Regions from separate parts of the Homo sapiens genome. Here region 1 is linked to region 2. The links are chromatin loops, found by intact Hi-C in ENCODE. Cell type or tissue: PC-9. All regions are shown on one strand. Links, peaks and the distances in the headings refer to the core of each region. The heading gives the core; the rest is flanking DNA.

Region 1 (2,906 bases), core at 239-2,738, 95 kb after region 2:
ACAGCGTTTCACCTTGTTGGCCAGGCTGGTCACGAACTCCTGACCTCAAGTGAGCCACCCACCTCAGCCTCCCAAAAGTGCTGGGATTATAGGCATGAGCCACCATGCTCAGCCATTTGTTTGTTTTCTGATACAGGGTCTTGCTCTGTTGCCCAGGTGGGAGTGCAGTGGTGCAATCATGGCTCACTGCAACCTCGACTTCCCAAGCTCAAGCGATCCTCCCGCCTTAGCCTCCCTCGTAGCTGGAACCACAGATGTCCGCCACCATGCCCACCTAATTTTTTACATTTTTTGTAGGGACAGGATCTTGCTGTGTTGCCCAGGTTGGTCTCAAACTCCTGAGCTCAAGCAATCTTCCCAACTTTGCCTCCTACAAGTGCTGGGGATTACAGGTGTGAGCCACTGCACCTGGCCCCTGTGAAGTTTTTATAAAACATTAGCACTGGAAGGGATCTCACAGACCAATTAGTCCCACTCCCTCATTTTACATGTGCAGAAACTGAGGCCCAGGCTGGCCACGCATGGTGGCTTACACCTGTAATCCCAACACTTTGGGAGGCTGAGGCAGGAGGATCATTTGAGCCCAGCGGTTCAAGACCAGCCTGGACAGCATAACAAGAACCCCCATCTCTACAAAAAAAATTAAAAATTAGGCCAGGTGCGGTGGCTCACGCTTGTAATCCCAGCACTTTGGGAGGCCGAAGCGGGCAGATCATGAGGTCAGGAGATCGAGACCATCCTGGCTAACATGGTGAAACCCCGTCTCTACTAAAAATACAAAAAATTAGCCGGGCATGGTGGCAGGTGCCTGTAGTACCAGCTACTCGGGAGGCTGAGGCAGGAGAATGGCGTGAACCCGGGAGGCAGAGCTTGCAGTGAGCCGAGATCGTGCCACTGCACTCCAGCCTGGGTGACAGAGCAAGACTCCGTCCCAAATAATAATAATAATAATAATAATAATAATAATAATAATAATATCTTAAGAGGTATAAGAGCTAATATGCTTCCTTCCGGGCTTCATTCTAAGCTCTCTAGATGGATTGATTCGTTTATTACTCACAACATACCTGAGAGTTAGGTTTTTATGTTCCCCTAATATGACAATATTGAGTCTTAGGTTAATTGACTTGCCTGAGGTCACACAGTTAACACAATACTGAATACAGGTAGTCCAAATAAAGAGCCATGAGCGTGGGGGGGAATTGCCTGGAGGCCTTAACATATGATTTCTATACCCTACCCTCAGAAAGTCTGATTCTCTCGGCCTGAAGTGAACAAGCTGGAATTTGCATTTTAGCCATGCACCCTAGGTGATTATGGTTTGGTGGCTATCGGACCACTCTCTGAAAAAACCCAGTTCGAATGTACCTTTTTTCTCAATTCAGAGTTTTCTGGCACAATCCCTCCCTTCCTTGGGACTCCCTGTCCTCAAGGGACCCCGCTTTCCGGAGTCTGCTGGGAATAAGGGTACTCTGGAAACGGACGTATGCCCCCTGGTGGTCAGAAATTAGAGGCTAGGCGCTACAGCCAGCAGGGTCCCGTCAACCGCACAAATTTGTGAACTTTTCTAGAATTTCGTTCAGCCAGTATTACTGAGGTGCCACTATGGGCCAGCACTGAGCCATTGTAATACACAGCACATTGGAGAGAAAGAAGACTTCTGGGGACAGAATTTTTCAAGGTGACTGCTCACCTATTTTCATCCGTGGATACAAAGGCATCAGTTTCAAGCTGCAATTGGACAAATTTCACCTGGTCTAAGTATTCGTATCTGGCAACATATAGCTCTGATCTTAGGTCTTTAGGAGGCTGAAAAAGAGTTTTTTGAAAAAGGCTGAGTCCACCCTCGGGAAGGAAACACAGGAGCATGTATATTTGCAGGGCTCCAAGGCTTTGTAGTCAGGCTGTTCCAGCTCTGTTACTTCAGGCTCTGGGACCCGGGAGCAGTTATTTCATCTTTCTAAGCTGCAGCTGCTTCACCTGAACTATGTGAATAATAACAACACCTGTCTCAAAGGTTTGTGTGATGAAATGGTCTCTTAGTGCCTGGCACAAGATAAACGTTCAAAAAAGTTGTAGGTATTTTGAAATATAATACTTTGTAGTTATATACCATAAAGTATACACTATATATACCAGGGTTCTAACACCAGCCTTAATTCATTCACCTTAAAAAGGAACACAAATGGGCCGGGCGCGGTGGCTCACGCCTGTAATCCCAGCACTTTGGGAGGCCGAGGCGGGTGGATCAACTGAGGTTGGGAGTTCAAGACCAGCCTGGCCAACATGGCGAGACCCTGTCTCTACTAAAAATACAAAAATTAGCCGGGCGTGGTGGTGCGCGCCTACAATCCCAGCTACTCGGGAGGCTGAGGCAGGAGAATCGCTTGAACCCGGGAGGTGGACATTGCGGTGAGCCGAGATCGCGCCACTGCGCTCCAGCCTGTGCAACAAGAGCAAAACTCCGTCTCAAAAAAAAAAAAAAAAGGAACACGAATAATTCTTGAGGCCAGGCACAGTAGCTCACTCCTGTAATCCCAGCACTTTGGGAAGCCAAGGTGGGAGAATCACTTGAGGCCAGGAGTTGGAGACTAGCCCAGACAACATAGTGAGACCCCTGTCTCTCCAAATAAAAAAAAAATTAGCCAGACATGGTGTCATGAACCGGTAGTCCCAGCTATACAGGAAGCTGTCGCAGGAGGATCACTTGAGCCCTGTAGTTGGAGGCAGCAGTGAGCCACTCCTGCCTGGGTGACAGACCAAGACCCCATCTAAAAAAAAGAAAAAACTCTTGATCCACTGTAGTTGAGAGACAAGATTTCCTCCAGTTTTGAATCCTCTAATATGTGATGCATAGACATCTAAACTATTCCACACTGTTGGTGGGATTGCAAGCTAGTACAACT
Region 2 (2,906 bases), core at 273-2,772:
GGGAGTCGCCTGGACTTCGCAGTACAGAATGATAGGTGGGCTCAGAGCCCTGGCCTCAGCCCTGGCCCTCCCCTCCAGAGGGTGCTCTACCCGGACCGGGGGACAGTGCCCAGGTGCACACATCAGCCTCCCTGCTCCTTCTCCATGCCGCCATCAGCAAAGACCCCTGTCACACAGACCTAGTGGACACGCTAATGCCATACAAAGGCACGAGGCAGTGCGGCCAGAGATATGGGGGTAGGGGCAGCCCTGCCCTGTCAAACACAGGGAGAGGCTTACACGTTATACAGATGGGCACAGGAGTGGTGTAAAGGGGCTAGAAGCCCCCAGAGGCCTCAGGAGGTCACCAACTCAGACATAAGCATTCATAGGTACTGACGGTGTGGGGCTGTCAAACCTGGCACCCTCTAAGAAGGACACTTGAACTGGGAAGAAACGGTGTCTGGGGGAGCTGGGGAAACAGACGAGGGACCCAGGGCCCATCGGGCTCCTCTTGTTGTGTGTGGGCGAAATGGCAGCAAGGTCATCCCGTGCCCCGGGTGGGGGATGGGCACCCCAGTGGCATGGACCCACCCTCAGGTTAGCCCGAGCCCCTACACTCTCGGAGGGCCCCAGCTGTGAGGCACAGTCAGCCTGAAACCTGAGGCCCAGGCATGGACACTGGCTGGGTCCTGACCCCCTGGGTGAGAAATCAGGAAAAGATAAGAAAACATAAGAAGTATGTTCTTTGTCACATTTCTTGGAGTTGAAAGTAAAGGAGACGTGGGCTCTCCTCTCAGGTTGGCTTCTGGCTTTAGACAGATCCCTCCAGTGCTGGACGGCCCTTCCCCAGATTGGAGTAGGAGGGCTGGGCTGCACCAGTGGCTCCCAGATCTCCGGGTTTCATGGACCCATGAAATAACTCTGAATAGGAGGATCACCACGTGGCTGGCCACATTTTGGTGTGTTAAGTGAGGACATTAAAAAGGCTAGTTCTTTATATTTGAAGAACTATAACTATAAAAATCATGGCCAGGTGCAGTGGCTCACACCTGTAATCACAGCACTTTGGGAGGCTGAGGTGGGTGGATCACGAGGTCAGGAGATCGAGACCATCCTGGCTAACACAGTGAAACCCTGTCTCCACTAAAAATACAAAAAATTAGCTGGGCATGGTGGCGGGCACCTGTAGTCCCAGCTACTTGGGAGGCTGAGGCAGGAGAATGGCGTGAACCCAGGAGGTGGAGCTTGCAGTGAGCCGAGATTGCGCCACTGCAGTTCAGCCTGGGCGACAGAGCGAGACTCCATCTCAAAAAAAAAAAAAATCATTACAATGTTGTATATATATATTTTTTCTCAAATCACATAAGACAGGGGAGACCTTTATGTTGAATAGACACCTTCTATGGGCCAGGTATTTGGGGACTGATGAATAAGGTGACATCATAGCCTGTAACTAACTCCCTTAAAGCTCATCTGAAAATGGGTTTCTCACATTGGCCAGGAGGTGGAGACAGAGAATGTCTCACGTTCAGGCATGGGCTGGGAAGAGGGCAGAGATTCTGCCTTTCCAGCTTTCTCTCTCCAGAGTGAGCAGAGTTGAAACACCTAGAACTCAACCAGGCCCCCCTTGGGCTCCAGTGGCTGAGAACCACATGCCACATGGGCCCAACTTGAAGGGCGACACTCGGTCTAGATGCTCCCCAGGGGCCTGACACAGAGCTGCACCATCTCAAGCTCCCGGCACTACCTCCCGCTGGGGTCCTCCCAGACACAGGGTGGGAGCCTGGAGGGGAAAGAGGCCTTACACTCCAGCAGGAGGCCCGAGCACAGACGCCAGCCCAGGTGCAGGCCAGTGGGGCTAGGTGGTCACTGGAGGGAGCGGAGGGCTCCTGAGTGGGGGGAGAGCACCCTACCTGGCTGTGGGCATGAGAGGCGGCCTCAGAGTCCAGCTACCGACAGCAAGCAAAGGAGAGAGAGAGAAGAAGGGTGAAGATAAGCAGACCACTGGCACGCCCCCTTCAGCAAGTGCTCCTGAGTCAAGTGGGCCGGCACTCTCTAGTTGTCCAAGGCTCGGGGTGAAGGTGGGGGAGCTTGGTGCCAGGACCTGGGACCTGGCCTGAGCAGGTGAACTGCACCCAGTCAAGGAGAGGCCAGGAAGGTGAAGAGACACTAGTGACCATCAGGCCTCTCAGAGGAGATGCTCCTCTAAGTCATTCCCGGTGGCCCGGGCAGGAGTCTGCCACTCTGCCTCTGGCCGCAGTCTCTCCTGGGCTGGCCATCCGGTCTATTCTGAATCAGGCTCCCTCTTCTGTGTGTCTACCAGGTCAGGCCACCTCACCACACCCAAGGCCTGGGCCCCCTGCCAGCCTCTTGCCTTATCTCCAGAGCATTTCTCAGCCTAGCTCCCCTGTGGCCACCAGCACAGAGCTGTTCCTTGCCTTCTAACACAGCCCAAGGGTGCCACTCCCTAGGCCAAGGGCTGTGTTCAGAGCTGTCGCCCTGCACCTCTCATAGAACACAGCTCCCAGCAGCTTGCAGTCTAGAATCTCTTCCTCAACCCCGACGTACCCTATAGCACTCCCACCTCTGCCAGCCAGGCACACCGACCCCATCTAGATCCAACCTGGGGACCACTTGACAGCTGCCCAAGAGCAAAGGCACTGTGGGCAAACCCTGTGGCCAGCCGTGACCTCTCTGGTTACTTAAAGCCCTGAAAAGCCTTTCTGGGGAGGAAGGCAAGTCAACCAGGACTTGGATGTTACCTGTTAGAAATCGGCAAGGAGTTATCAGGCCCCACCTGGGTCTAGAGAGCCAGGTCACCAAAAATAGCGACAGCAACCTTCCTTACCACCCGCCAGGCCCTGACACCAACACATGTCCTCGAGGCAGGACAATGTGGCCAGAGAAAGGGACTGGGCCCTGAG

What was found. Hi-C counts contacts between places; a loop is a spot of excess contacts. Peaks named below come from ENCODE experiments on the same cell type or tissue, not always from the same donor. Only the 100,000 strongest peaks of a DNase experiment are listed, where the experiment ranks them.
Region 1: a loop joins it to region 2, with 14 times the contacts of the local background. A loop is called at or near these places in 22 of 110 quality-filtered maps.

Annotation. Positions count from the first base shown.
Region 1 is chr17:29,218,089-29,220,994 of GRCh38, forward strand. No RefSeq gene overlaps it. Among named protein-coding and RNA genes, the nearest start is that of CRYBA1, 27 kb to the right of the region's middle. RefSeq lists a silencer at 1,523-1,612. In PC-9, for the core only: CTCF peaks have their summits at 1,490 (motif pointing left) and 1,704; a DNase peak (open chromatin) is centred at 1,493.
Region 2 is chr17:29,122,758-29,125,663 of GRCh38, forward strand. All of the region lies in intron 2 of MYO18A (myosin XVIIIA), which reads right to left. Among named protein-coding and RNA genes, the nearest start is that of MYO18A, 56 kb to the right of the region's middle. In PC-9, for the core only: CTCF peaks have their summits at 1,497 (motif pointing right) and 1,697; DNase peaks (open chromatin) are centred at 1,484 and 2,364; H3K27ac peaks cover 1,172 bases.